2 separate regions of the Homo sapiens genome follow, and region 1 is linked to region 2. A link is a loop called in an ENCODE intact Hi-C map of the cell type or tissue named here. Cell type or tissue: K562. All regions are shown on one strand. Links, peaks and the distances in the headings refer to the core of each region. The heading gives the core; the rest is flanking DNA.

Region 1 (15,771 bases), core at 2,461-10,460, 140 kb after region 2:
CTCTGATTTTCTGGGGCAGGGGCAAGAACCCCTCAACTCCTTCTCCTTCACCCTCAGCGGCAAGTCCCACTTTTCTGGGGGAGGGGCAAGTACTCCAACCCCTTCTCTCTGTGTCTCTATCCCTTCTCTGCTTTTCTGGGGGAGAGGCAAGTACCCCAACCTCGTATCTCTGCACCCCGATCCCTTATTTCTGCACCCTGACCTCGTATCTCTGCACCCCAACCCCTTCTCTGCTTTTCTGGAGGGCAAGAAACCCCCACCCCTTCTCCGTGTCTCTACTCTTTTCTCTGGGCTTGCCTCCTTCACGATGGGTAAGCTTCCACCTTCCATTCCTCTTTCTTCTCCCTTAGCCTGTGTTCTTAAGAACTTAAAACCTCTTCAACTTTCACCTGACCTAAAACCTAAATGCCTTATTTTCTTCTGCAATGCCGCTTGACCCCAATACAAACTCGACAGTAGTCCCAAATAGCCAGAAAACTGCACTTTGAATTTTTCCATCCTGCAAGATCTAAATAATTCTTCTCGTAAAATAGGCAAACGGTCTGAGGTGCCTGAAGTCCAGGCATTCTTTTACACATCAGTCCCTCTCTAGTCTCTGTTCCAATGCAACTCATCCCAAATCTTCCTTCTTTCCCTCCTGCCTGTCCCCTCAGTCCCAACCCCAAGCGTCGCTGAGTCTTTCTAATCTTCCTTTTCTACAGACTCTTCTGACCTCTCCCCTCCTCGCCAGGCCGAGCTAGGTCCCAATTCTTCCTCAGCCTCCGCTCCTCCACCCTATAATCCTTTTATCACCTCCCCTCCTCACACCCAGTCTGGTTTACAGTTTCGTTCCGTGACTAGCCCTCCCCCACCTGCCCAGCAATTTACTCTTAAAAAGGTGGCTGGAGCTAAAGCCATAGTCAAGGTTAATGCTCCTTTTTCTTTATCCCAAATCAGATAGTGTTTAGGCTCTTTTTCATCAAACATAAAAAACCCAGCCCAGTTCATGGCTCATTCAGCAGCAACCCTGAGACGCTTTACAGCCCTAGACCCTAAAAGGTCAAAAGGCCGTCTTATTCTCAATATACATTTTATTACCCAATCTGCTCCCGACATTAAATAAACTCCAAAAATTAAATTCCGGCCCTCAAACCCCACAACAGGATTTAATTAACCTCGCCTTCAAGGTGTACAATAATAGAAAAAAGTTGCAATTCCTTGCCTCCACTGTGAGACAAACCCCAGCCACATCTCCAGCACACAAGAACTTCCAAATGCCTGAACTGCAGCAGCCAGGCGTTCCTCCAGAACCTCCTCCCCCAGGAGCTTGCTACACATGCCGGAAATCTGGCCACTGGGCCAAGGAATGCCCGCAGCCTGGGATTCCTCCTAAGCCGCGTCCCATCTGTGCAGGACCCCACTGAAAATTGGACTGTTCAACTCACCTGGCAGCCACTCCCACAGCCCCTGGAACTCTGGCCCAAGGCTCTCTGACTCCTTCCCAGATCTTCTCGGCTTAGCGGCTGAAGACTGACGCTGCCCAATCACCTCGGAAGCCCCCTAGACCATCACAGGTGCCGAGCTTCCAGTAACTCACAGTGGAAGGTAAGTCCATCCCCTTCTTAATCAATATGGAAGCTACCCACTCCACATTACCTTCTTTTCAAGGGCCTGTTTCCCTTGCTTCCATAACTGTTGTGGGTATTGACGGCCAGGCTTCTAAACCTCTTAAAACTCCCCAACTCTGGTGCCAGCTGAGACAATACTCTTTTAAGCACTCCTTTTAGTTATCCCCACCTGCCCAGTTCCCTTATTAGGCCGAGACACTTTAACTAAATTATCTGCTTCCCTGACTATTCCGGGATTACAGCTACATCTCATTGCCACCTTTCTTCCCAATCCAAAGCCTTCTTTGCGTCCTCCTCTTGTATTCCCCGACCTTAACCCACAACTATAAGATACCCCTACTCCCTCCTTGGTGACCGATCATGCACCCCTTACCATCTCTTTAAAACCTAATCACCCTTACCCCACTCAATGCCAATATCCCATCCCACAGCACACTTTAAAAGGATTAAAGCCTGTTATCACTCGCCTGCTACAGCATAGGCTTCTAAAACCTATAAACTCTCCTTACAATTCCCCAATTTTACCTGTCCAAAAACAGAACAAGTCTTACAGATTAGTTCAGGATCTGCGCCTTATCAACCAAATTGTTTTGCCTATCCACCCCGTGGTGCCAAACCCATATACTCTCCTATCCTCAATACCTCCCTCTACTACCCATTATTCTGTTCTAGATCTCAAACATGCTTTCTTTTTTTTTGAAACTTTTTATTTTTTTTGGAAACTTTTTACTTTGATATGATTTATTTATTTATTTATTTTTTTTTTTTTATTGATCATTCTTGGGTGTTTCTCGCAGAGGGGGATTTGGCAGGGCCACAGGACAATAGTGGAGGGAAGGTCAGCAGATAAACAAGTGAACAAAGGTCTCTGGTTTTCCTAGGCAGAGGACCCTGCGGCCTTCCGCAGTGTTTGTGTCCCTGGGTACTTGAGATTAGGGAGTGGTGATGACTCTTAACGAGCATGCTGCCTTCAAGCGTCTGTTTAACAAAGCACATCTTGCACCGCCCTTAATCCATTTAACCCTGAGTGGACATAGCACATGTTTCAGAGAGCACAGGGTTGGGGGTAAGGTCACCGATCAACAGGATCCCAAGGCAGAAGAATTTTTCTTAGTACAGAACAAAATGAAAAGTCTCCCATGTCTACCTCTTTCTACACAGACACAGCAACCATCCGATTTCTCAATCTTTTCCCCACCTTTCCCCCCTTTCTATTCCACAAAACCGCCATTGTCATCCCGGCCCGTTCTCAATGAGCTGTTGGGTACACCTCCCAGACGGGGTGGTGGCCGGGCAGAGGGGCTCCTCACTTCCCAGTAGGGGCGGCCGGGCAGAGGCACCCCTCACCTCCCGGACGGGGCGACTGGCCGGGCGGGGGGCTGACCCCCCCATCTCCCTCCCGGACGGGGCGGCTGGCCAGGCAGAGGGGCTCACTTCCCAGTAGGGGTGGCCGGGCAGAGGCGCCCCTCACCTCCCGGAGGGGGCGGCTGGCCGGGCGGGGGGCTGATCCCCCCACCTCCCTCCCGGACGGGGCGGCTGGCCGGGCGGGGGGCTGACCCCCCCACCTCCCTCCTGGACGGGGTGGCTGCCGGGCGGAGACGCTCCTCACTTCCCAGACGGGGTGGCTGCCGGGCGGAGGGGCTCCTCACTTCTCAGACGGGGCGGCTGCTGGGCGGAGGGGCTCCTCACTTCTCAGACAGGGCGGTTGCCAGGCAGAGGGTCTCCTCACTTCTCAGACGGGGCGGCCGGGCAGAGACGCTCCTCACATCCCGGACGGGGCGACAGGGCAGAGGCGCTCCCCACATCTCAGATGATGGGTGGCCGGGCAGAGACGCTCCTCACTTCCTAGATGGGATGGCGGCCTGGCAGAGACGCTCCTCACTTTCCAGACTGGGCAGCCAGGCAGAGGGGCTCCTCACATCCCAGACGATGGGCGGCCAGGCAGAGATGCTCCTCACTTCCCAGACGGGGTGGCGGCCGGGCAGAGGCTGCAATCTCGGCACTTTGGGAGGCCAAGGCAGGCTGCTGGGAGGTGGATGTTGTAGCGAGCCGAGATCATGCCACTGCACTCCAGCCTGGGCACCATTGAGCACTGAGTGAAGGAGACTCCGTCTGCAATCCCGGCACCTCGGGAGGCCGAGGCTGGCGGATCACTCGCGGTCAGGAGCTGGAGACCAGCCCGGCCAACACAACGAAACCCCGTCTCCACCCAAAAAATACGAAAACCAGTCAGGCGTGGCGGCGCGCGCCTGCAATTGCAGGCACTCAGCAGGCTGAGGCAGGAGAATCAGGCAGGGAGGTTGCAGTGAGCCGAGATGGCAGCAGTACAGTCCAGCTTCGGCTCTGCATCAGAGGGAGACCGTGGAAAGAGGGGAGGGGGAGGGGGAGAGGGAGAGGGAGAGGGAGAGGGAGAGGGAGAGGGAGAGGGCATGCTTTCTTTACTATTCCTTTGCACCCTTCATCCCAGCCTCTCTTTGCTTTCACTTGGACTAACCCTGACACCCATCAGTCCCAGCAGCTTACCTGGGCTGTACTGCCGCAAGGTTTCAGGGACAGCCCTCATTACTTCAGCCAAGCTCTGTCTCATGATTTAGTTTCTTTCCACCCCTCCGCTTCTCACCTTATTCAGTATATTGATGACCTTCTTCTTTGTAGCCCCTCCTTTGAATCTTCTCAACAAGACACACTTCTGCTCCTTCAGCATTTATTCTCCAAAGGATAGCGGGTATTCCCCTCCAAAGCTCAAATTTTTTCCCCATCCATTACCTACCTCGGCATAATTCTTCATAAAAACACATGTGCTCTCCCTTCTGATCATGTCCGATTAATCTCCCAAACCTCAATCCCTTACAAAACAACAACTCCTTTTCTTCCTAGGCATGGTTAGTGTGGTCAGAATTCTTACACAAGAGCCAGGACCACACCCTGTAGCCTTTCTGTCCAAACAACTTGACCTTACTGTTTTAGCCTAGCCATCATGTCTCCGTGCAGCGGCTGCCACTGCTTTAATACTTTTAGAGGCCCTAAAAATCACGAACTGTGCTCAACTCACTCTCTGCATTTCTCATAACTTCTGAAATCTACTTTCTTCCTCATACCTGATGCATATACTTTCTGCTCCCTGGCTCCTTCAGCTGTACTCACTCTTTGTTAAGTCCCACAATTACCATTGTTCCTGGCCCGGACTTCAATCTGGCCTCCCACATTATTCCTGATACCACACCTGACCCCCATGACTGTATCTCTCTGATCCACCTGATATTCACCCGATTTCCCCATATTTCCTTCTTTTCTGTTCCTCACCCTGATCACGCTTGATTTATTGATGGCAGTTCCACCAGGCCTAATCGCCACACACCAGCAAAGGCAGGCTATGCTATAGTACAAGCCACTAGCCCGCCTCTTAGAACCTCTCATTTCCTTTCCATCGTGGAAATCTATCCTCAAGGAAATAACTTCTCAGTGTTCCATCTGCTATTCTACTACTCCTCAGGGATTATTCAGGCCCCCTCCCTTCCCTACACATCAAGCTTGAAGATTTGCCCCCACCCAGGACTGGCAAATTAGCTTTACTCAACATGCCCTGAATCAGGAAACTAAAATACCTCTTAGTCTAACTAGACACTTTCACTGAATAAGTAAAGACCTGTCCTACAGGGTCTGAGAAGGCCACCGCAGTCATTTCTTCTCTTCTGTCAGACATAATTCCTCAGTTTAGCCTTCCCACCTCTATACAGTCTGATAAAAGACCAGCCTTTATTAGTCAAATCAGCCAAGCAGTTTTTCAGGCTCTTAGTACTCAGTGAAACCTTTATATCCCTTACGGTCCTCAGTCTTCAAGAAAAGTAGAACAGACTAAAGGTCTTTTAAAAACACACCTCACCAAGCTCAGCCACCAACTTAAAAAGGACTGGATAATACTTTTACCACTTTCCCTTCTCAGAAGTCAGACCTGTCCTCAGAATGCTACAAGGTGCAGCCCATTTGAGCTCCTGTATAGACGCTCCTTTTTATTAGGCCCCAGTCTCATTCGACACCAGACCAACTTAGACTGTGACCCCAAAAAACTTGTCATCCCTACTATCTTCTCTCTAGTCATACTCCTATTCACCGTTCTCAACTACTCATACATGCCCTGCTCTTGTTTACACTGCTGGTTTACACTGTTTCTCCAAGCCATCACAGCTGATATCTCCTGGTGCTATCCCCAAACTGCCACTCTAAACTCTGGAAGTAAATAAATAATCTTTGCTGGCAGGACTATGCTGAATCTCCTTAGGCACTCTCTAATCAGATGTCCTAGGTCCTCCCAATTCTTAGACCTTTTATACCTGTTTTTCTCCTTCTCTTATTCCATTTAGTTTCTGAATTCATCCAAAACCGTATCCAGGCCATCACCAATAATTCTATATGACAAATGTTTCTTCTAACATCCCCACAATATCACCCCTTACCACAAGATCTCCCTTCAGCTTAATCTCTCCCACTCTAGGCTCCCACGCCACCCCTAATCCCGCTTGAAGCAGCCCTGAGAAACATCACCCATTCTCTCTCCATACCACCCCCCAAAAATTTTCACCGCCCTAACACTTCAACACTATTTTGTTTTATTTTTCTTATTAATATAAGAAGGCAGGAATGTCAGGCCTCTGAGCCCAAGCCAAGCCATCGCATCCCCTGTGACTTGCACATATACAACCAGATGGCCTGAAGTAACTGAAGATCCACAAAAGAAGTAAAAATAGCCTTAACTGATGACATTCCACCATTGTGATTTGTTCCTGCCCCACCCTAACTGATCAATGTACTTTGTAATCTCCCCCACCCTTAAGAAGGTTCTCTGTAATTCTCCTCACCCTTGAGAATGTACTTTGTGAGATCCACCCCTGCCCGCAAAACATTGCTCTTAACTTCACTGCCTATCCCAAAACCTATAAGAACTAATGATAATCCATCTCCCTTCACTGACTCTCTTTTCGGACTCAGCCCACCTGCACCCAGGTGAAATAAACAGCCATGTTGCTCACACAAAGCCTGTTTGGTGGTCTCTTCACAAGGACGTGCATGAAAGCTTCCTCTCAAATTATTAGCCCTTTTCTGCCAGGGAGTAGTTTTTCCCAAGGAGGTCTGGAAGACAAGACCCTGGATAGAGGCTGGTGGTACCCCGCCCCGCTCATCAGAATCGCTGGATCATGACTGACCCCTAGTGGCGGCTTCTCTGCTTAACTGTCAGCCCATGGACTGGGGTGTGACCCCCAATGCTGCTGCAGAAGCTTTCACCCGTCCTGGGCCACCCCTGCCATCTGTGGAGAAAGGCCTGTCCCTTGTCTTCTGAGCCCAGCTGGCCTCACAGGCATTCAGCAGATTGGAAAGTCTAATCATGTGCTGCGCTGGGCTCCCCCACGCCCCTTTTTGGAGTGAGGCAGAGTGCATTCCAGCCCCCAGCATCCCTGCTGTTTATTCCCATCCCTCACCCCCACCCCCATACACACTCACAAGTACAAACACGGGCGCAGTCACGGGCACACACCGCCACGGAGAGCATTTCCATTTCCAGCCTCGGCAGAGCAGTCTCCTTATAGGGAAGTTAACGAGGCAGTAAAGGCTCAGGGGTCAGGGAGGCCCTCTGTCGGGAGGAGGCTGCTAGACCCAGTTCTGCCTCTGACTTGCTGGGGGTCCTTGAGAAAGTTGCTTCTCCTCTTTGGTTTCAGTTTCCCCAGCTGAGAAATGGAGGGTTTGGCCAAATGGTCTAAGGTTCTGGGAACCTCTAACTTAGAGCCCGTAACTGGTGGTCAAGATGAGGGAGAGTCCCTCGGGGTCAGCTGAATGCCTGAGAGGCAGGACAGGCCCAAAGGTGAGCAACTTGAGCACACCAGGTGGGCTCCGAGCTGGAGGTGAGCCCCACAGCCTGCAGAGCAGCCCTGGACTCGTGAGCCCCATCGCACCAGTCCGGTGGGACTTCAGAGATGTGGAATCCAGCCTCCTCTAGTATTGCAGAGCTGGGGGATGGGAGCTGCGGATTCTGACACCACAGCTGCCTTATATATGCCAGATGGGCTGGGGCAAGACACACCCCTTTCTATGAAATGAGCAGTCAGTCCAAATAGATGAGCTAAAGAAAGGCTGTGGGAGGGACCCAGCTCTAGCCTGAGGCTACAGACTGGCTTCCAGGGTACTCAAGCAGCTGCCTCTGGGGGAGGGGTCCCAGGTATGAGAGGCAGGGCTCAGAATCTAGGCCAAGCCTCCACAGGACCCCCCTCTGGAGAGCTCGGAGCAGTCTTGGGGGGAGGGTCAGCAGGCAGCAAGTGCACTAGGAGCATCTTTCACAAGGCACCCAATATTGCATCTGCTCCAATAGGCAGCGAGTTGGAAAGTGGATGGAATAGGCAGGGTGGCAGCTGCTCCCCAGGGCCAGGAGTCCAGCCCAGCTCCCACCCAAGTCCACCTCAGGCCTGCTCAATTGGGTTGATCAATGCTCTGGGCCCTCTGGCCCCACCCTCAGAGGGAGGGGTTTGGGGCAACCAGGTGAACTGGCCCTTGCGGGAGGCAGGCAGCCCCTCACCAGGATCCCCACCCCCACCTCTCCAGCCCCCCTCATTCCCTGATCCTTCCACCTGCTCTCCTGCCCCAGTAGTTTCCTCTGCTCACTCTCATCCCTTTTCCTGCTCCCAGGCTCACCTGCTCAGATGTCCTTGACTCTCCTCTGAGTCTCCCTCTTTCCAAGCCGCCTCCCCTCTACCTAACACAGTCTCCCTGAAGACACCACAGTACAAAAGCTCAACTTCCCGCACCTCACCTTTACTCCCAGACATGGGAGAGAGATGACATGAAGACCCGAACGCCACTTGGCAAAAGATCTGGGGTGTGCAGGGGGCAGATCTGAGGCTGTGGAAGCTCCAGGGGCTCCCTGCAGAAGGCTGCATTTAAGCTGGGTTTTGAATGTGGCTCTGAGCTGAGACCTCTCCTTGAAGCTCCAGACCAGGAGCCAGCTGCCAGCTGGACCACTTCATTTGGTGTCTCAGAGGAACCTTGCACTCCATAGGTCTAACTCTGAACCCAGAAAATGCCCCCATCTCAGCCCTGTTTCTTCTCAGGGAAAGCACTACCTCATACCCAGTTCTGCACCAAACCCAAACTATGAGCGCTCTGGATAAGCCAGTGCCAAGAGGGAACGAGCTCTGAATGCCAAGCCAAAACATGTGAGTTTTAACTCCACCTCCAGCTCCGAGAGTTGTGGGTAGGGAAGGGCCTTAGTCCATTTTGCTGTAGAAAGACCAGTCTGGCACTGTATTGTACATGGATGACAGGGGAAGAGTGAGGGTGGAGAGACCAGAAGGACGGCAGGACTGGGGAGGTAGGGACATGGCTGTAGCGGTGGAGATGGGGGAACAGACAGGACTTGGTGGTTACTTGGATGAACCAAGGGAGGGATCAGGAAGAGACACCCCGTTTTGTACCAGATGTCTAGAGTGTGGGATGCCATTTATTGCTCGAGGGAAGAGGAGGAGGAAGAGGTATGGCATGGGAGGAGATAGCTGAGCTCTCTCTTGAATGTCACTTGAAGTCCCCAAGGAGAGACAGGCCTGCCAGCACCTTCATGAACTGCTTCAGCCAGCCCTTGGGGCACCTGTGGTCCCTGGCCATCTCGACTCTCCCCTTTGTGCCTGTCAGCTGCCATGGGGGTCAGTTGCACAAGGGCCCAGCAGGTCTGTGTGTTTTCCCAAGGGACTGCCGCATGGCCAATGCTGAGGAGAAGCTGATGGACGACCTTCCCTTCTGAACAAAACCCGTTACAACTACCTGATCTGCCCAGCCACCAGCAGAGGCCCTCACAGCTCATCTCCATTGAGATGGAGCTCTCCCTGGCCTAGCGTGTCAGCATGGTAGGTGCAGAGGGTAGCTGTGGCTCAGGCTCAGGCGAAGAGGCAGCTCATGGCCACACCCCAAGCGATCATTGGCCAGAGGAATGAAATTACTAGGGTTGACTTAGATTTACCATTACATGGCAGGGAGGCTGCAGAAGAGTCCATGAAGTTCATAGGTGTCCAACATTTAATGAAGTCAAGGTTTTGTCTACAAAGAAGAAATAAGGGTGGGAGCGGGATGACCACTGGGTAGGCAGCCAATGGGGCTGCTCAGCTGAGTCTCCAGCACGACCATAAGCTTCTCCTCATCCTCACAGCCCCACCTTATTATCTCCCTCAACCCTGCTCAACAGATGACCTTACATGCTGCCTACTTGTTGGGGGAAATAAGAACCAGACTGGGGGAATTGACGGGTACAGAGGCCCAGGTGTAGGGGCAGGACCAGAGGCAGTGCAGCGCCTACTGAGCCAGGCGGGTGAGGGTCTGGACAGTGCGCGTGGCTGCTGCAGGCATGGAAAGGAGGCGCAGATGGAGGCACTCCCAGGGGCCATTGTCAGGCTCTCCATATGTGGACGCGTGCAGAGGTGGGGGTGCTGAGGAGGGAGGAGGTGCAGGGAATTTCTCTTCTCCTCTCTACTGCCTCTGAGTTGGAGATTTCAGATGAAACCATGGCCCATTGTAAATGAACACAATGTCCCCACTCACAGGGTTAGAACCCCACCCTTGGAAGCAGCTCTGAGGGGAGCATTCACATGGGGAGAGTGCAGGAAGCTGTGTCCAGCAGGGGAAGGAGATCACCAAGGGGGCTGACCCTCCCCTGGTGAGGTGGCTGCCTTCTGACACACCAGATGCTCTCTTTAGCATGGTTGGCCCCCACACACCAAGCCTGTCAAATTTACAGCCTTCAAGAAGGCTTTGGCCAATTAATGAGCAGCTCCCTCTCCTAGGAGGAAGGACGTCTAAAGGATGAGGAGGGCAGTAGAACCCCGTACGCTCTGCCCCCTCCCTCCACAGTTGGACCGAAAGGAAGGGGGCTTTCAGACAGGCTTGCCCAGGCTGGGGTCTGAGTGTCACTGTCCAGCCAATGGTCATCCCGCTCCCATCCTCACCTTCTTGCTTAACGGGTGAGCCCAGCTGCTGCCGCAGCTGCCACCCTAGTGAGGGTGAACGAGCAGGAGGCTGCGCTGCACTTCCAGGCTCAGGCTGCCTGGCCAGATCTGCTCTGAGAGCCCTGTAGGCTGATAGAGGCTACCAGGAGGAGGATGGGATGCAGCTGCCAGCCCCCACCTGTGCAAGTCGTACTTCTAAAAGCTTGGGTATATAGTAAATATTAGGTGCTGGGCTGCGGGGCCAGGAAGGGGTATTCTCCTATTTTTCAGGGTTTATTTATTTGATGAGGGAGGGTTATAGGTACAACCAGTTTAAAGATGGAAATTTTTAGAGTGCAGGCAGGGATTTAGGGTAAGCCAAGCAGACTTGTCCAAGCAGCTCTTTTGGGGAGGCCAGAGTCCTGTACCAATGTCCTCAGGCATGTTCAGCAGCTGCTGGGGGAGTGCTGGACAGGATTAAAGCACAGGAGAACTTTCTGGATGACAGAAATGCTCTATATCTTGAAAGGAAGTAGGTTACATGGGTAATGCGTTTGTTAAAACTGATCAAAATGTGCACTTCACATCTGTGCATTTCACTGAATATAAATTATACCTCAAATTAAAAACATTTTTTAAAAGACAGATGGGTCAGGCGCGGTGGCACACGCCTGTAATCTCAGTATTTTTGGAGGCCGAGGCGGGAGGATCACGAGATCAAGAGCTCGAGACCATCCTGGCCAACATGGTGAAACCCTGCCTCTACTAAAAATGCAAAAAAATAGCTGGGTGTGGTGGCACGCGCCTGTAGTCCCAGCTATTCAGGAGGCTGAGGCAGGAGAATCGCTTGAACCCAGGAGGCGGAGGTTGTAGTGAGCCGAGATCGTGCCACTGTACTCTAGCCTGGCGACAGAGTGAGGCTCTGTCCCCCCAAAAAAAAAAAAGCCCTGAGGTGGAAGATTGCCTAGCAGGCTCTAAGAAAACCAAGGAGGCCAGAAGACTAGAGCAGAAACAAAGCAAGGGAGGCAGCAAAGAGCCAGATCATGGAGGGCAAGTGTTAGCAAATTTGTTCTGTGAAGGGCCAGATAGTAAATATTTGAGGCTTTGGGGGTCACGTGGCCTCCATCATAACTAGGCAACACTGCTATTGTAGTGTGAAAGCAGCCACAGACAATACGTAACATATGAGTGTGGTTGTGTTCCAATGAAACTTTATTTACAGAAACAGCTGGCTAACTTGCCATCCAGCTACTGTTTGCCAGCACCTGATGTAGGACCCTGCAGGTCATTGCATGGATTTGAGCATCGACTTTGACTGAGATGGGAGGAGGGGAGACAAAGATTTTGAGCATAAGCTCTGAAAGGACCCCTTTCCCTGTTGCATTAAGAATAGATCATGGGGTACACAAGGATGGAAGCAAGAGAGGGAGTGAGGAAAACAGAAGGCTGATGCAGTAATCCAAGGGGAGATGATGGTGACATTTTGGGTCGGGATGTTGGCATTGCCATTGATAAGAAATCGTTATATTCTGAATATATTTAGAAGACTGAGCTAGCAGGATTTGCTCATGGTAAAGGTGGTAATGTACAAGAGAAGAGTCAAGGGAAACTCTGAGGACTTTAGCCTAGCAACTGGCAGGATGGAGCAGAAAGAGTAAGAGTTCAGTTTCGGACATGTAAATGTGAGATACCACTTAGACGTTCTTGAGGATGAAAACCCTTGAACTGATGTAATCAAGTCAGGTCAGACTGGAAATACAAATTTGGGAGTTGTTGGGGTTTAAATGGTATTAATACATGGGACCAAGGATTGACTGTAGATAGAGAACTAAGAGGTCAAAAGACTGAGCATTTCATTAACAAAAGGCAGGGCAGTAAGAAGGAGCCTGCAAAGGAGACTGAGCTAGCGCAGTAGGAGGAAGAGACTTGGCAGCCAGAAAACCAAGTGAGTGATATATGTCAAGGACTGAGGGGCATCAAATGCAGGCAGAGAAATGCTGTGGGGCAGGGCCACCACAGAGAACACCTTCCCAGGCAATGCCCAGCACAGCCACTGGGGCAGGGCTGCCCCTGAGACCCTGGACCTATACAGCCACCAGTGTGCAATGCCAGGCTGGGAGAGCTGCATGCACAGGACTCCAACCAGTGAGAGCCAGGGCATGGGCTGCACCCAGTAAAGCTATGGGGGTGGAGCTGCCTGGAGCCTTGGGGACCCAACCCTCACCCCAGTGTGACTGGAAGGTGAGACATAAAGTCAAAGACTATCCTCAAGCCTCAAGACTTAATGTTGTTTACCTGGTGTGTTTTGGACTTACTTAGGACTAAGCTACTTCTTCCTATTTCTCCCCTTTAAATGGGAATATCTATCCTATGCCTATTCCACCGTTGTATTTTGGAAGCACGTAACTTGTTTGATTTGACAGCTGGAGGGAAATTTGGCTCAGGATGAATCATACCTTGAGTTGGTCTTACCCATGTTTACAGACTTTGGACTTAGAATTTAAAGTTGATGCCGGAACAAGTTAAGATTTTGGGAGCTATTGGGATGGAATTAATGTGTTCATTTAAGAACGTACACTTGAGAAGCCAAGGGTGGAATGCTATGCTATGATCTGAATGTGTCCTTCAAAATTCCTGTGTAGAAACTTAATGGCCAATGAGATATTAAAAGGTAGGACCTTTAAATGATTAAGTCTTGAAGGCAGAGCCCTCATGGATGGGATCAGCATCCTTATAAAAGGACTGAAGGAGTGAGTTTGATGGCTTTTTGTCCTTCCACCTTCTGCCAAGTGAGGACATAAGGCACCACCTTGAAGCAGAGCAGCTCTTACCACTCAACTTGCCAGCACCTTCATCTCAGACCTCTCAGCCTCCAGAACCGTAGGAAATGTTTCTATTGTTTATAAATGACCCAGTCCCAGGTATTTTGTTATAGCAGCACAGATGGACAAAAGCCAGTGCTTAATGTAGCCCCCAGCCTAGCTCTACCCTGCTGCAGCCAGCTTCTGCAGTAACAGGAATGCAGAGTGCAAACTTCCACAGGCTCTTCTGGACCACTGATTGACCCCTTGTAGACAAAAAAACCAGAAGGGCTTCACCTGTTGCTTTGGTGGAATCTTAGTCCACATTCTCTACCCATCTGGACTAAGGCTTACTGCATTTCCATCAAATCAGTATGAGAGCCTATCAGACAAAAGGCATTTTTCCCTGGATGGGGAGGTTGAAACAATGAGCACCTGGTGGTCACAGAACACTCTGCAGACTGCAGTTTACATTACTGGCTGTATGGAGCTTCTGTTGCTTCTAGATTCACTTCTCCATCATACCTGTCCTCTGCAGCTGATTGTGGATAGTGCTCTACAGCCTACATTAAACCTTTGTTCAGATGACATGAGATCATTTCCCAAAGGGGAAGGAAGGCACAGGCATGAAAATGCTACTGTTTTATGAAATGACAGGGCAATGGGAGAAGGAAATCAAGAGCCCAAAGAGTGAGGACCTCTGCTGTAGACAGCTGCTTGTGAGGGGGTTGGCTGGCTCTGTCCTCTTCACAGCCTGCAGGCCAGTGCTTGCTCACCAGCCCATGTGGACAAGCTGGCCTGGCCTTCACACAGGCCTGGGCCACGGCAAGAGCACAGCAGGATCAGCTCAGGCAGTGCCTGAACAGGAAGGGCCTGGGGAGGAGCCAGGTCCTGCTTCATACCAGTGAAAACCGGAAGGGCTTTGCAAATGGTTAGGGGTTTGTCTTTTCACACTATGGAACCCTCAAATATCTGTCATCGATGCAAAGGAAGGTTCTCAAGAATTTTATTATAAAACAGAACAATGACACAATATAAGCTTACACATTAATATTTACATTATATTCAAAATATATTACAGCTTTAATTTATGAACAGAAATATCCTGTCTTTTCTTCTTTTTCTTTTCTGTTTTCTTTGCATCATTGATTTGCATTTTTACTTGATCTTGTAATTTAGAAAAGAATGCTTGAGAGGACTTTAAGGCCTTGTCTTTACCTTCATCCTGCAATTAAAAACACCACATGCTTATGCTGTAAAATGTACTTATAAGTGAAAAAAGCCAAAAATAGTACATCACCATTACAACAATGTATGCAACCATAAATATGAAAAAGGACTAGAATTACAGAAAACTGAATCAGTTAGCATAGAGGTATTCTGCACTGCTACAATGTTCTTATAATCTAAGAGAGAAAGGAGTGGAAGACAAGCTGCTGCCAGGACCCAGGTTATTGTGAGGACCCTACATGAAAAATTCTAGAACATTAAAGGTTGCGATTCCAGCCAGTCAGCATCATGCATCTCTATCCCGCAGGTGGGCTGTCAGCTGGCTCAGACATTCCAGTCACCCAGCACTTGCTATCCACTTCCCCCACAAAGGTCCCCTTGAGCAGTTTTCTTTCCCTTGTCCTTACCTTTATGAAGGAAGCTTTGCCAGTTTTGGTCAGCTGTTTTAACTTCTCCGAAGCTACTGTTTTGCTGTATTTCCCTGCTTGATCTACACTGCTCTTTTCAAGCAGTTTTCTCCGCTTCTCCTTCTCTTTTATTTTCATACGCTTTTGATATTTCTTTTTCCTTCGCTCTCGTTTCTTGTCTGTAGCTGTTTTTTCAGCAGCTGTTTTTATATCTCCAGCTTTATTTTTCTCCTATTAAAAAAATAACCACCAACATATTCATTCATCAAGTTTAACAACTAGGAAACTGGAATGGAAGAAACTGCAGGGTAGCCAGCAAGCAGGCTGTGCATCTGTGGCCAAATGCACAAAGATGCAGAGCAATCCCCACCTGCATTCCAATGAGCGTTGGTAACTCAGCTCTTTAAAACCTGAAATGCATTCTTTGACAGGCACAGACTCTTATAGTGACGGTTCAGTTCCCAAACTAATTCACAAGAAGGCAACATGGAGAGTTGGGTTCTCAACCTAACAGCACAAGAGGAGCCAGCCCTCCACAGCATTTAGATTCCAATGGGCTTCAGGGACATGCCAGAGGCAGCCTCAGCTCTGAGCTGCTAATGACAGCAACTGGACTGAGGCCAGAGGGCAGAGACCAAGGAACAGAGGAAGGGAAGGGAAACATCTCTCTAGTGAGGATCAATTCTATCTCTTTTCTCCTCAGCTGCCAGCCTATCCTGCCAGGGCTGTCACCTGCACTGAGGTGGCAGAGGCTCAGACAGAAGGGGTGAGT
Region 2 (15,771 bases), core at 2,537-10,536:
ATCACAAAGAAATGATAAATGTTTTAAGGTGTGGATTTGCAAATTACTCTACAAATTACTCTAATCAGATCACTATCAAAATATCATATTGTATCCCATAAATATGTACAAATTTTTTTTGAGACAAAGTCTCACTGTGTTGCCCAGGCTGGAATGCAGTGGCCCAATCTCGGCTCACTGCAACCTCCATCTCCAAGGGTCAAGTGATTCTCATGTCTCAGCCTCCTGAGCAGCTGGGATTTCAGGCGTGCATCACATCACGCCCGGCTAATTTTTGTATTTTTACTAGAGACAGGGTTTCGCCATGTTGGCCAAGCTGGTCTAGAACTCCTGGCCTCAAGTGATCCACCCACCTCGGCCTCCCAAAGTGCTGGGATTACAGGTGTGAGCCACTGCACCCAACCATAATGTACAATTATTATGCATCAATTAAAAATAAAACTTTTAAAGAGAGCCAATTAGAATATTTAACTGAAAAAATGTATACATACGGAATGCCAGGAGGATGCCTCTATCCTTATGTGGAAAGTGTGGGAAGTGATCATCCTTATTCTGTGGTTACAAAGGTGCTGGTTAAACTCCTGTAACTTGAAACACTGACTTTGCTAAGAACAGCAGAATGAAGAGAGGAATGGACCTGGGTCCATAATGATATAACTGAGCCACTGTTGATATTTATCAGCTTGAACCCATTCTACCTCTGGACTTCCTTTTATAGAAGGCAATAAATTGATTTGTTTGGATTAGGGTTTTCTGTAACTTGCAGTCAAAAAATTTCCTAACTCATAAATTCACTACTTCTACATCTAATTCTTGCAAAAAAAACAAGGTTCAGTTCAATTGGTCCAGCTGAAAGCAAACAGGAAAGACCACAGAGCCTTGCAAAGAGGTATATTTCTTGCCCACAAACAGTAAACTCTAAACAGATGTGAATCAGACAATCCGTAGCTTTTCTTGGTTACAGAAGCCTAAATTTCTGCCCAGCTAAATCAAAGAAGACATCACAGGAGAGATGATCAGGATTTAGGAGCAAATAATGTATTAATGGTGATTCCTGTTTATGCCTTATTCAGTGAGACAGATGATCATGCCAAGGGAACACTGGCAGACTGCTAGGTTTGAGGGGAAATTCATTAGTTCTGCCTTGTTTAGACATGTAGAGTTTGAGGTACCTTTGACATAAGCAAGCAGGAATGCTAAGCAGACAGTTAGATACCTAGGCTGGGGCTCTGAGGTTTATGAGCTAGAGACGTAACTCTGGGAAGTCACTGGCATGTATCTAATAACTTAAGCTGTGAGCCATCGGTGAGATTACCTACGGAGGTAATACCAAGTGAGGAGAGAAGATGGCCAAGTGTTGAGAATAGGCAATATCTAATGACCATGAAAAAGAGGATGAGCTTGCAGAAACAAATGAGGGTAAACTACACAATTGTTTTAGATCCATATAATACAATATTATTTGACAATTAATTTTTTAGATAACTGAAAGAGTTTAAGGTACGTGTAGTATGTTCCCATTTTTAAATAGAAAAAACACACATATGTGTAATCATATATCCAAAAGTACATATCAGGTAGGGTGCAGTGGCTCACACCTGTAATCCCAGCACTTTGGGAGGCAGAGGTGGGGGGATTGCTTGGGCCCAGGAGTTTGATACCAGCCTGGGCAATACTGGAGACCCTGTCTCTGTAAAAAGTAAAAAAAAATTAGCCAGCCATGGTGGTGTGCACCTGTGGTCCCAGCCACTTAGGAGGCTGAGGTAGAAGGATCACTTGAGCCCAGGAGTTCAAGGCTGCTGTGAGCCATGATTGCACCACTGCATTCTAGCCTGGGTGACAGAGTGAGACACTGTCTCTAAAAAAAAATTAAAATTAAAAAAATTTTTAAAAAGTGTTTAAAGAATTAAAACTGTTTATCAAGAGGTAAGTTTTTTTTTTGTTTTTTTTTTTTTGTTTTTTTTTTTTTGAGATAGAGTCTCGCTCTGTCCCGCAGGCTGGAGTGCAGTGGTGCAATCTAGGCTCACTGCAAGTTCCGCCTCCTGGGTTCACACCATTCTCCTGCCTCAGCCTCCCAAGTAGCTGGGACTACAGGCGCCCGCCACCACGCCCGGCTAATTTTTTGTATTTTTAGTAGAGACAGGGTTTCACCGTGTTGGCCAGGATGGTCTTGATTTCCTGACCTCATGATCCACCCACCTCGGCCTCCCAAAGTGCTGGGATTACAGGCGTGAGCCACCACGCCTGGCCAAGTTTTTTTTTTTTTTTTAAAAAAAGCTTAAAGTTAAGGCACAAAGTATAAGTATATGTATGACATGAGTAATTAACAAATCTGAACTTACAAGGAACTGCTATCAATCAATAAGAAAGTATTAAACAACCCAATAGAAAAATAAGCAATATATTTGAGCAGCCATTTCACAGAAAAGGAAACACAAATGGCTAATAAAAAGTGGCCACCTCATTAATGCTCTACCTCATTAATAATCAAGAAAATGTAAAACCTCAATGACATTCATTCAATTCAGTCAACAATATTTATTAAAGTCTTCTATGGGGAAGGTGCTGCTCTAAATTCTAGAAACACAACAGTGAACAAGATATGAAAAACTCCCTATCCTTAAGGAACTTAAGTTCTAGTGTGGAAAAGCAGTGGCAGTAAGTGGTCCGGAAAGAAATAAAGCAGTGAAGAGATAAGGGAGTGGGAGAGAAGCATGCCAAATTTTAAAGGGGATGGACAGGGAAAGCCTCACAGAGAACTTCACAATTAAGTGAAGGCCTGAGAGAGGTAAAGGAGCAAACTACGGAGATATCAGGGAGAGAACATTCCAGGCAGAGGAACAAGTAAGTGCAAAGGTTGTGAGGAGCACTAAACAGGCCAGAGTGATTGAAGCAGAGACCATTTTGCACACACCAAGCAAAAACCAAAAGACCAAATATTGGTAAGGATATGGAGAAACATTAATTCTTATATACGGCTAGTAGGAAGGTACATGGATCATGATCACCCTGGAAAACCATTTGTCATTTTCAAGCATTACCCTCGCAGGCATGTAGCCTAGAAAAACTCTTGAACAGGTGTACCAAGAAGCCAGTACAAAATGCTCACAGCAGCACTGGTTTTTTAATAGCAAAATTATTAAATTCTGGATTTTAATACCATTTTTAATTGACAGATGAGTGACAAAAATAAATGATATATACATAACAGAATACAACAGAGTAGTAAAAATACATGTGCTCTAGGTAAGTATCTACATGGATGAACATCTGGAATATACTCCTGACTAAAAACAAAAAGCAAGTTACAGAAGAAGAAGAATAGGAATCATTTTACGTAAAGTCTTCAAACATGCAAATCTAAGCAATACCGTGTTTATGATTTTGCCCATTAGTGGTAAGATATTTTTTCATGTAAGAGAATAAGAAATCATCACACCTATAATTCCAGCACTTTGGGAGGCCAAGGCAGTTGGATCACTTGAGCCCAGGAGTTGGAAACCAGCGTGGACAACATGGTGAAACTACTTCTCCCCAAAAAAACACAAAAACTAGCCAGAGATGGTGGCACACGCCTCTAGTCCCAGCTACTCAGGAGGCTGAGGCAGGAGGGTCACTTGAGCCCAGGAGGTCAAGGAAGCTGCAGTGAGCCATGATCACACCATTGTACCCCAGTCTGGGTGACAGAACAAGACCCTGTCTCAAAAAAAAAAAAAAAAAAAAAAAAAAAGAGAGAGAGAGAGAAAAAATAAGAAATAAAAAAGTCAGATTGGGGGAAGTTCAAAGAGAGGCACAGGATGAGTAAGGGTATAGAGGGCTTCAAAAATTATATTAATGTTCTATTTCTTCAATTGAGTGGTTGAAGAAATGGCGTTAATTTTATTTTTATGATTTTATCTTACAAATATCTCAGATTTTCTTTTGGATATTTGAAGTATTTTATTTAAAAAGTTTTATTTTCTAAAGAGAGAATGTACAAGCCCAGTGCAGTGGCTCATGCCTGTAATCCCAGCACTATGGGAGGCCTAGGCAGGTAGATCACCTGAGCCTAGGAGTTCGGGACCAGCCAGGGCAACATGGTGAAACCCCATTTCTACAAAACACATGAAAATTAGCGAGGTGTGGTGGCATGCACCTGTAGTCCAGCTACCTGGGAGGCTGAGGCAGTAGGACTGCTTGAGCCCGGGATGCAGATATTGCAGTGAGCCATGATTGCGGTACTGCACTCCAGCCTGGACAACAGAGTGAGAATGTCTCAAAAAAACAAAAAAGAGTGAATAAAGTAAATGTACAGATTTTAATTTCATTAGCAGATCATTTTAATGTGATCCTAAAATAGTTAAATATGTAAGGCATAATATCCTTTTAAAAATCTTCTTGATTATTGAAAAGGTCTTTCTTCTGTGCCCATAGAAAATACAGGGCAAAAAAATCTATGTTTTTGGCCAGGTGTGGTGGCTCACACCTGGCATCCCAGCACTCTGGGAGGCGAGGGGGGCAGATCATTTGAACTCAGGAATTCAAAACCAGCCTGGGCAACATGGTGAAACCCCATCTGTACTAAAAAGAACACAAAAATTAGCTGGGCATGGTGGCATGCGCCTCTTGTCCCAGCTACTTGTGAGGCTGAGGCACGAGAATCGCTTGAACCCAGGAGAGGGGGGGTTGCAGTGAGCCGAGATCATGCCTGCACTCCAGCCTGGGCAACAGAGCGAGACCCTGTTTCAAAAAAAAAAAAAAAAAAAAAACCCCACTTTTTTTTTCTTGTCTCACTTTAACATAAATATCTTTCATATAAATAAACAAAATCCCTATCCTTTTCTCTTCAGTGACTAATGTAAGGGTAAGAAATAGGGAAACATGACGGACAGAGGAAAAGGAAAGCTATTAAGTGCCTCCTAAACCAAAAGCAACTAAATTTTATTTGGAAGTTGTGTGTGTGAGAGAGAGAAAATCCTCATGCAGCTCACTCATCTACTTAATAAATTTTAAAAAGTTAACTCCATAAACCAATAGAAAATCATTTAAATTTTAATTCCATATAATTTTAACATTTTTATGTGCCAGGCATTGCTCTAAGTGCTCTTACACTTATAGATTCATTTAATCCTGAGAATAATCAATGAACTAGGCACTATTGTCATCTCCATTTTAGAGAAAAAGGAACCAAGGCACAGAGCTAAGTGATTTGCTGTATGTCGCACAGTTAATAACTGGTAATCTGTATCTGAACTTCAGCAGCAGGCCTCCGGAATCCACGCCCTCAACCACTATATTAGATTGACTTCCTCATATGATGGAGTCTTTTGAAAGGGGACAGAGGTACAGAGGACAGAAAAGAGAGAAAAAGAGAGCAGAAAGCTACGGAAACAATGCTGATGTCTGCTAAAGCCTAAGAGACAAATATCTAACTCATTTACCAGTATTGTTCTTTAACATGAATGAAATCTTTTCGTTTAAACAATGGGCAAGTATTGCAAAAAACCTGCTAGAGAAAGTATTCTGATCATTCCATAAAACTTGAAATATAGACATTCTTAAGCTTTCTTTTCCTCATTTCCATCAGGGAATGTGTGATTGCTTCCAAATCTAGCTTAAAAAAAAAAGATACCTTAGAATTTTGTCACCACCTTGTGGTCTTTTGTAGTAGTGCTACTGAAAACTTCAGAAGAATCTGGGCTGGGGTGCAGTAAAAACACCAATGCCAATCTTAGGGCTATTTTACCTGCTTTCAATAATTTTAATCACCTTCAATGGACTCCTGTATTTATCTACATTATTTTTTAAGTGTGGTGACCAAAATGAGGCACAATCCAGTCTATTACTGAAATACCAGACCAAGGTTGGCCATGCCCAAAACCTTTCTAAGGACAGCAGCTATCCTACCAAGCCCCTGCTAAGCGGAAGTCTGTGTGACTTTTCAGTTATAACTTAAGTCAAGACACTTCCTTGTACTGAACTTATTTTGAGTTTCCTTAGTCTAGTCCAGTAGTACATTAAGTCAAATCAGTTGTTTTTTTTTTTTTCCAGACAGGGTCTCGCTCTGTTGCCCAGGCTGGGATGCAATGGCACAATCATGGCTCACTGTGGCCTGGACCTCCTGGGCTCAAGTGATCCTTCCACCTCAGCCTCCCAAGTAGCTGGGATCACAGGCAGGCACCACCATGCCTGGCTAATTTTTTTCTTATTTAGAGACAGGTGTCTCACTACATTGCCCAGGCTGGTCTCAAACTCCTGGGCTCAAGTGATCCTCCCACAAAGTGCTGGGATTACAGGCATGAGCTACCTCGCCTGGCCAAATGAGTATTCTCAAATTAGTAACTATCCTATTTCCTCACCTCAGAGCTGATTTTTCCCTCTTAAGGGTGTTTCCCTTCCCCTCCTTAGGGAGGGAGGAGGGACAGGCTGGCACAGGGATAGTAAGTGCAGGTTCCAGAACACTTCAGGGTAAAGGTGGGAACTGAGGAGTCCTTCAAGCACATCTACTTCCTGGCAGCTCCCTGGAGTTGGCAACTGAGAGCCCAACTTAAATTCCAGATAGAACTTACATGCAACCATGTTGCCCATTTTCCTGTCTTGCTTATGGTCAAAATAATCCATGAAAAACCCTTACATTACTTATTCAGGCGTAGCATATACAGTTTTGTGCAACCAATCCCAAATCCCATGCTGTGAATTCCTCTCAGTCTTCACTCAGTTTTCTCTGTGACCCTATATTATTTCTTCTATTTTTTTCCCCTCTAGTGTTCTTAGCCTAAGAACACTAAGGCGGTATGCTCCTAAATCCCATCCCATCCACTGATGTTTGAAGATCTGCAGAGCAGTTCTTTGGTTGACCCAATACCTCAGAAGCTACTGACATTTAATGGCTGAGGGCCAGACATACCAAAAATCATTCAGTGTGTAAGACCCTGTCTTAAGACAAGCTGTGCTGCACGATAGTTAGGAAAACCACTACCGTTCCAGTGCCTGGCCTCCTGCATTATGTATAACTCTTCCTTATAAATGGTCAGTAAAACCCTTAAAATTACACACTATTTCACAGACTAATAAGATAGACTACATACTTAGACAAAGTGGAGAAAAGGCCAATGCAGTCCCCTGCCCTGTTTAATAATATATAATTTCCTTTCTTTTACCTACATGAGTTAGTTAATTTTGAGTAACTGAAATGAATATATGATGAGATTCTACTGTATCTATTCCCTACACTTTAATACACATTGTTCTGTATCTTGTTTTTTGACTTAATAATTCTTTGAGATTGCTCTACATTCATGTAAAGAAATCTACCTCATTCTTTTTAATGACTGTAGCATATTTCATTTTAGGGAGATATCCTAGAATTTACTTAACCAGTCTTAGTGAAAGAATTTTAAGTGAAAGAATTTTAAGTCAAAGTGTAAAGTGATGATATATATTTTGAAAAGATTATGTGGCTATATGGTAGGAAATGGCTTAAAGGTTTTCAACAGTTTATGTGAGGACCCCAGTGACAGGACATTACCACAGTATTCTTGATAAGCAATGACTTATTTTTACTGTTGATCTCTAATAATTCCCCAGTAGGGTGAAATTTTTTTTAAAAAAAAATATAAAATAGAGGCTAAGTCTCGCTACGTTGTCCAGGCTAGTCTTGAACTCCTGGGCTCAAGCAATCCTCCTGCCTTGGCCTCCCAAAGTTCTGGGATTACAGGTGTGAGCCACCATGCCTGGCCAGGGGTAAAATCTTAATGGAAGGAAGAAAGGATGGGAGGGAGGCAGTGAGGAAAGAATTTTGATGTAGTCCAATTTAGCTTTTCTTTCTCTTTATAGTTAGTATTATTTGCATCCTATTAAAAGTCTTCTTATACCAAGGTTATGAAGATATTCTCATATATTATCTTCTAGGAACTTCATTGTTTTGCTGCTCACATTTAAAACCACAACCCACCTGGAACTTTTTTGTTTTGTTTTTTGTTTTGAGACGGAGTTTTGCTCCCGTTGCCCAGGCTGGAGAGTGCAATGGCGCAATCTCGGCTCACCGCAACCTCCGCCTCCCGGGTTCAAGCTGTTATCCTGCCTCAGCCTCCTGAGTAGCTCAGATTATAGGTATGCACCACCACGCCCAGCTAATTTTGTATTTTTTGTAGAGACTGAGTTTCTCCATGTTGGTCAGGCTGGTCTCAAACTCCCAACTTCAGGTGATCTGCCCGCCTCAGCCTCCCAAAGTTCTGGGATTACAGGCATGAGCCACGGTGCCCGGCCTTTTTTTTTTTTTTTTTTAATAGTGTGACGTTGGGTCAAGCTTTGGTTTGATTTTTACTTTGTATGTTTTTTCCTTCCTTTTAAAAATAATAATATCTGATTGTCTCCATGCCACATACTGAAAAAAATTTAATTATTTCCCTTCTTCTCTTTAGGGTCAATTTGCTCATACATGAAGTGTCCAGATATATGTGATTCTGCTTCAGCACTCTCTATTCTAGTCTTTTGATCAATTTTTCTATTCTTCCATTAATATTACACTTTCTTAATAATTACAGTGTCATGTTGTCTCTCTCTTTTTTTTTTTAGTAAAAAAAAAAAAAAAGGCTGGAAGCAATCCTCCCACCTTGGCCTACTAAAATGCTGGGATTACAGGTGTGGGCCACCATGACCGGCCATATTAAGTCTTGATATCCAATATGGCTAGCCTTCCCACTGTTCAAGATTGTCTGGGCTATTCTAGGTCTTTTGCATTTCCAGATACATTTTAGAATCAACTTGTCAAGTTCTCAAAAAAAAAGAAAAAAAACTTACTGGATTTTGAGTTGGGACTGCATTGACTCGGTGAATCAATTTGTTAAGAAGTGAAATCTTTACAATATTGAGACTTCTAATCAACAAAATATGGTATATCCTTCTAATTACTCAGAACTTCTTTACCTTCTCCCAATAACATTGTATGGTTTTCTGCATTAATATTATGACTATATTATGTTACATTATTTAATGTTTACGATGCTTTTGAAAACAGTATCCCTTTTCAAAATTTATTTTGCTTATTCCTACAATATAGGAAAATAATTGATTTTTGTACACTGGCCTTAAATCTGGCAATAATTTAGTAATTTTTTGCATCTACATTCATGAGGAATATTGGTCTGTACTTTTTTTTGTATTCTTTATCTAGTTTTAGAATAAAAGGCCAGGTGCAGTGGCTCATGCCTGTAATCCCAGCACTTTGGGAGGCCGAGGCAGGTGGATCACCTGAGGTCAGGAATTGGAGACCAACCTGGCCAACATGGTGAAACCCCCCGTCTCTACTAAAAATATAAAAATTAGCCAGGCATGGTGGTGCACGCCTGTAGTCCCAGCTACTTGGGAAGCTGAGGCAGGAGAATCACTTGAACCCAGAAGGCAGAGGTTGCAGGGAACTGAGATCATGTCATTGCACTCCAGCCTGGGCAACAGGGTGAGACTCCATCTCAAAAAAGAAAAAAAAAAAAGTAATTCCTAGCTTCATACAATGAATTAGAAGGACAAAACCACATTATCTCAATTGATGCAATAAAAGTATTTAAAATTCATCATCCTTTCATGATAAAAATACTCAACAAACTAGGAATAGAAGGAAACTGCCTCAAAACAATAAAAGCCAGATACAAAAAACCCACAGCTAACATCATATTCAATTATGAAAAACAGAAAGCTTTTCCACTAAGATCAGGAATAAAACAACGATACTCACTTCAGACACTTTTTTTTTTTTTTGAGTTGTAGTCTCACTCTATTGCTTACGCTGGAGTCCAGTAGCACGATCTTGGCTCACTGCAACCTCTCCCTCCCAGGTTCAAGTGATTCTTATGCCTCAGTCTCCAGAGTAGCTGGGATTACTGGTGTGCACCATCATGCCTGGCTAATTTTTGTATTTTTAGTAGAGACAGGGTTTTGCCATGTTGGCCAGGCTGGTCTAGAACTCCTGAGCTTATGTAATCTGCCTGCCTCGTCCTCCCAAAGTGCTAGGATTACACATGTGAGCCACCAAGCCCGGCCTCACTTTTGCCACTTCTATTTAACGTAGCGTTAGAAGTTCTGGCCAGAGTAATCAGGCAAAAAAAAAAGAAATAAAAGACATCCAAATTGGAAAGAAAGAAGTAAAATTATCTCTATTCACAGATGACATGGTCTTATATGTAGAAAACCCTAAAGATTATACACACACGCACACACACACACACACAACCCCACGAGAACTAAAAAACAAATCCAGTAAAGTTGCAGGGTGAAAAACACAAAAATAAGTTGGTTTCTATACAATAGCAATGAACAATCTGAGAAGGAAATTCAAAACAATTCCATTTGTAATAGCATCAAAAAGAATAAAATACTTAGTGCGAATAAACTTAAGGAAGTAAAAGACTTGTATAATGAAAATTACAAATTGCTGAAAGAAATAAAGGAAGACACAAATAAAAGGAAACATATCCCATGTTCATGAATTGGAAGAGTTAATATTATTACAATGGCAATACTACCCAAAGCAATCTACAGATTCAATGCAATCCCTTTCAAAAATCCCAATAATGTTTTTACATAAATAGAAAAATCCATCCTAAAATTCATATGGAATCCCAAAGGACCCTGAATAGCCAAAATAATCTTGGAAAAAGAAGAACAAAGTTGTAAGATTCACACATCCTCATTTCAAAACTTACTGGCCGGGCGCGGTGGCTCACGCCTGTAATCCCAGCACTTTGGGAGGCTGAGGCGGGCGGATCACGAGGTCAGGAGATAGAGACCATCCTGGCTAACACGGTGAAACCCCGTCTCTACTAAAAATACAAAAAATTAGCCGGGCGTGGTGGCGGGCACCTGTAGTCCCAGCTACTCGGGAGGCTGAGGCAGGAGAATGGCCTGAACCCAGGAGGCGGAGCTTGCAGTGAGCCAAGATCACGCCACTGCACTCCACCCTGGGTGACAGAGGGAGACTCTGTCTCAAAAAAAAAACAAAAAACAAAAAACTACAAAGCTACAGTAATCAAAAACAGTGTGATACTGGCATAAAGATAGACATGCAGATCAGTGGAATAGAACAGAGAGCTCAGAGATAAACCTTCACATATATGATCAAATGATTTTCAACAAAGGTGCAAAAATCATTCACCAGGGAAAGGACAGTCTTTTCAACAAACGGTGTTGGGAAAAGTGTATATCCACATGCAAAAGAATGAAATTGGACCCTTACCTTATATCATATACAAAAACTAATTCAAAATGGGTCAAAGACCTAAACACAAAAGTGAAAACTATAAAACTCTTGGAAGAAAATATAGGGCAAAAGCTTCATGATATTGGATTTGGCACTGACTTCTTGGATATGACCCCAAAAGCACAGGCAACAAAAGAAAAAATACATAAGTGAGACTTTGTCAAAATTGAAAAATTTTTGTGCATCAAAAGATAGTATTCAAAAGACAGTATAGGTGAGTGAAAATGCAACCCACAGAGTGGGAGAAAATACCTGCAAGCAGTATATATTATAAGAAATTAATATCCAGAATATGTAAAAAACTCAAAAACGGTGGCTCACGCCTGTAATCCCAGCACTTTGGGAGGCCGAGGCAGGCAGATCACGAGGTCAGGAAATCGAGACCATCCTGGCCAACATGGTGAAACCCCATCTCTACTAAAAATACAAAAATTAGCTGGGTGTGGTGGCACATGCCTGTAGTCCCAGCTACTCGGAGGCTGAGGCAGGAGAATCGCTTGAACCCGGGAGGTGGTGATTGCAGTGAGCCAAGATAGCGCCATTGCACTCCAGCCTGGCGACAGAGCGAGATTCCGTCTAAAAAAAAAAAGAAAAAAGAAAAAAAAAAACCCAATTTTTAAAATGGGCAAAGAACTTGAATAGAAATTTCTCCAAGGAAGAATACAGATGACCAATAAGCACATGACATGATGCTCAACATCGTTAATCATTAGGACAATACAAATCCAAACCACAATCAGATATCATTTCACACTCACTAGGATGGCTATTATTAAAAAAAAAAAAAATTCCAGCAACAGAAAATAACAGTGTTGGTAAGGATGTAGACAAACTAGAACGCTTATGCATTGCTGGTGGTATGTAAAATGGTGCAGCCACTGTAGAAAACAGTATGGCAGTTCCTAAAAAAGTAAACAGAATTACCATAAGATCTAGTAATTCCACTTTTGGGTATATATCCCAAAAAACTGAAAGCAGGGACTTGAACAGATATTTGTGCACTAATGCAGCATTGCTTACAGCAGCCAAAAGGTGGAAACAACCGAAAGGTCCACTGATGAATGAATGGACACATGGCATATATACATACACGCTGAAATAATATTCAGCCTTAAAAAATTAAATTCTGATGTATGCTAAAATATGGATGAACCATGAAGACACTATGCGAAGTGAAATAAGCCAGACACAAAAGAACAAATATTGTATGATTCCACTTGTATGAGGTACCCAGAAGAGCCAAATTCATAAAGAAAGAATTGTAGTTACTAGAGGCTGGAGGGTGTGTAGAATGGATAGTTATCACTTAATGGATACAGAGTTTCAGTTTGAAATAATGAAAAAGTTCTGGAGATGGATAGTGGTGATAGTTGCACAATAATGTAAATGTACTTAATGCCAATGAACTGTACACTTCAAAATGGTTAAAATAGAAAATGTTATGTATATTTTACTACAGTAAAAAAAAAAATTAAATCAGAATGGCACATACTCTACTTTTTTTCTCCAGTGGATTATTTACATCAAGTAAATAAAAGACGAGAATAACTGCTTTGGCCATGTCTCAAAGCATAGGTTCCCCTCAGATCAGTAGTTCCTAGGAGGCCAGAGCCAACTGAATTTCCTAGAAGTGCCAAAGGCATCTCTGTCTCACCCATTACCTCAACAATTAGTTGTCACTGAGGACAGTCAACTGAGTACAACTATCACAAAGTCCCAGCCAGGTTGGGTAAAGGTCCACAGCTCACCACAGAGTATATACTTTATCTCAGACCCTGAAGTAATAGGAGGAAAGTAGGAAGATGCTGAAGGAGTTTGGGAGCTTTCCTAAGTTTCCATGTAAAAATCCAATATAGGTATAATTCAAGTTATATACAACAGTGGTTCTCAAATTTCAGCATGTATGAGAATCATCTGAAGTGCTGTTAAAACACAGGGTGCCACCACCCACTCTACTCCTCAAGAGTTTCTCTTTCTGGGATTTATGTAGGTCTGGGATGGGGACCAAGATTCTGCGCTTCCAATAAGTTCCCAGGTCATGCTGGGAACTGCTGGCCCAAGGTCCACACTCAGCGAACCACTGCAAAGAGTCCTCAGAAACAACTCCCCCATACCGATCCGACCCCAAAGAGGATCAAATGGGAGCAAGGAGAAACGTGAATATATTAACAGTGATAATTCAGTATCCACAAATTATTTAAGATTCAGAAAAATATTTTCCATTGTCCTCTTTTTCTCTTTCCTTGGGCTGGTTTGGAAACTTTAGGAAAAAAACTTTTCCTGTGGCCAAAAGCCTTACTAGAGAGTCTTTAAGGTCTACAGTTCTATGAAACAGCAACACACAGCAAGCAATTGAGAAGGCAGAGCCATAGCTGCATCCGAGCCAGGGCGAGGGTAGCACTGCCAGGGAGAAGGAGCACAAGGCAGCTTCTCATAGGCTGCAGACATCTGCTTCAAAACCAAAGAATTTCAGTGACACAACAACAGAAACGCAGGAGTTATTACAAAATACAACACAAACTGTGATGCTTCACCTAAACTTTTCATGTCTAAACAGAATTACATGTCTAAAACAGAGTCTGGGTGGAGTCTTGGATCCTATCGAAGCTTATAGGTATTATTTTTTTTAAATGGTTTGCCCTGAAGCTTTCACAGGAAATTCTCACTGAAGATTCTGCAGAGGGTGGGTGAAGGTTGAAGAGAAAAAAAATCTTATTACCTGATACTGGGCTGTCTAGTAGTATGTATTTACAGTGTTGAAATAAGCAAGCATAAATTTTCCATGCTCGTATCCTAAAACTGCCACCATAAAATAAACCACCGCAAAAATATGTTTAGTGCCTAAGTAAGGAAAAGAGGTACCAGTGTAAAATTAATTAGAACAAGATGATAACCATATTTTCATAGGCATCTTGCCCAAGGATATAGTCAGGTTGTACCTTCTGCCTATGACAAGAATCACAAATTCAAATATCTACAGGAGCCACGCCAGTGACATAAATAATTGAAGCGATCAAGATTTAAAAAACTCAAATGCCAGAAATAGAATTAAGCATTATTTTTAGTAATGTAATACAACACAAGCAGTTATGATATCAGAGATTATAAATTTGAAATTGAAAAAAATACAAATTAAAACAACAGGAACACAGGCCGGACATGGTGGTTCACACCTGTAGTCCCACTACTTTGGGAGGCTGAGGGGGGGCAAATCACCTGAGCTCGGGAGTTCGAGACCAGCCTGGGCAACATGGCAAAACCCCATCTCAAAGAACAAAAACAAAACAAACAACACCAAAAAAATAACAGGCACAGGCTGGGCACAGTGGTTCACACCTGTAATCCCAGCACTTTGGAAGGTCAAGGTGGGCAGATCACTTGAGCCCAAAAGTTCAAGACCAGCCTGGACAACATGGCAAAACCCCATTTCTACAAAAAACACAAAAAATTAGCTGGGCATGGTGGTGCACGCCTGTAGTCCCAGATACTCGGGAGGCTGAGGTAGGAGGGTGGCTTCAACAGGGAGGCAGAGGTTGCAGTGAGCCAGCATCACCCCACTATATTCCAGCCTGGGCAACAGAGGGAGATCCTATCTCAAAAACAAAACAAAAACCCCAGAAACAATTAATTACTAAATTTTTCTTGTAGGTCATAACACCACTGACCTAAAACCCAAAACTTGACACCTTTTCCCCTATACCAAGGTGTCAATGTCAGCTCCGATATCTAGAATTGCATGCAATATGTAATACAGAATTCAGCCCTGAATCCTTGAACTAAGAGAAGAAAAAACAACTCTTAAACACAGGCACTTTTTCAAGCAAAGATGAAATTTTTTGCAAAGTGATTATTGAATTTAGGGTAATTACTCCAAAGGTGTTTGTAGAATTCTGCTGCTCCAGTGTTACAATATTTAGTTTTCCATACACTTGCAGCTATCCATTCACATTGTTATTAACTGAGAAATGCTAGTTCATTTTTATAAAGTATAAAGTCAAAGACGTTGCCTTGGAATTCAGTCTTAAATTCCATTCATTTTGAGAATGAAGTAAGATGCTAATTTTCATTTCTGGAAACCAACTTCAGCACATGAAAGTGACGCAGATTATTCCTTAACATAAAAAGCCATTTTGCCAAAAAACATGTATCTACTAGAAATGAGAGAACTGAATCATACAAACGGGGCATTCTTTATGAATGCCCCTATAAATAAATATTTGCAGAATTTAAATGGGCAGTAACTTCAACCAAAAATGCCAAATCTTGGAGCCATTCTTCACAGGTAAACTGAGGCAACACTTTTCCCTTGTATGATACGTACAGGTTGATTTAACAGTTCAAAAAGCATTTTCAGCTCTAACCTACACATAGGAGACTAGCATGTTGTACATATCATTAAACCTGCAAAGTCCTGAACCACCTGAATTTCAAGTATCAGTATCCACTTCATTGTGATAATTACTAATAACTATATTGGTTGCATTTTTAATCTTTCAGCTTAAAATTATTCCTACTACAATGTATATTAAACAGAATAA

What was found. A loop is a pair of places that touch in the nucleus more often than their neighbours do. Peaks named below come from ENCODE experiments on the same cell type or tissue, not always from the same donor. Only the 100,000 strongest peaks of a DNase experiment are listed, where the experiment ranks them.
Region 1: it touches region 2 in a loop (5-fold over the local background); 10 of 110 quality-filtered maps call a loop at or near these places.

Annotation. Positions count from the first base shown.
Region 1 is chr2:71,148,682-71,164,452 of GRCh38, reverse strand. It overlaps MPHOSPH10 (M-phase phosphoprotein 10), which reads right to left. Exons shown (of 11, transcript NM_005791.3): 10 at 15,000-15,230; 11 at 14,352-14,587. The coding sequence ends at 14,438. Among named protein-coding and RNA genes, the nearest start is that of MPHOSPH10, 26 kb to the right of the region's middle. RefSeq lists enhancers at 2,235-2,896, 12,756-12,815 and silencers at 6,708-6,869, 6,792-6,931. In K562, for the core only: CTCF peaks have their summits at 6,816 (motif pointing left) and 9,437; DNase peaks (open chromatin) are centred at 6,832 and 9,462; H3K27me3 peaks cover 3,466 bases.
Region 2 is chr2:71,289,476-71,305,246 of GRCh38, reverse strand. No RefSeq gene overlaps it. Among named protein-coding and RNA genes, the nearest start is that of ZNF638, 34 kb to the left of the region's middle. In K562, for the core only: a CTCF peak has its summit at 5,636 (motif pointing left); a DNase peak (open chromatin) is centred at 5,656; H3K27me3 peaks cover 1,189 bases.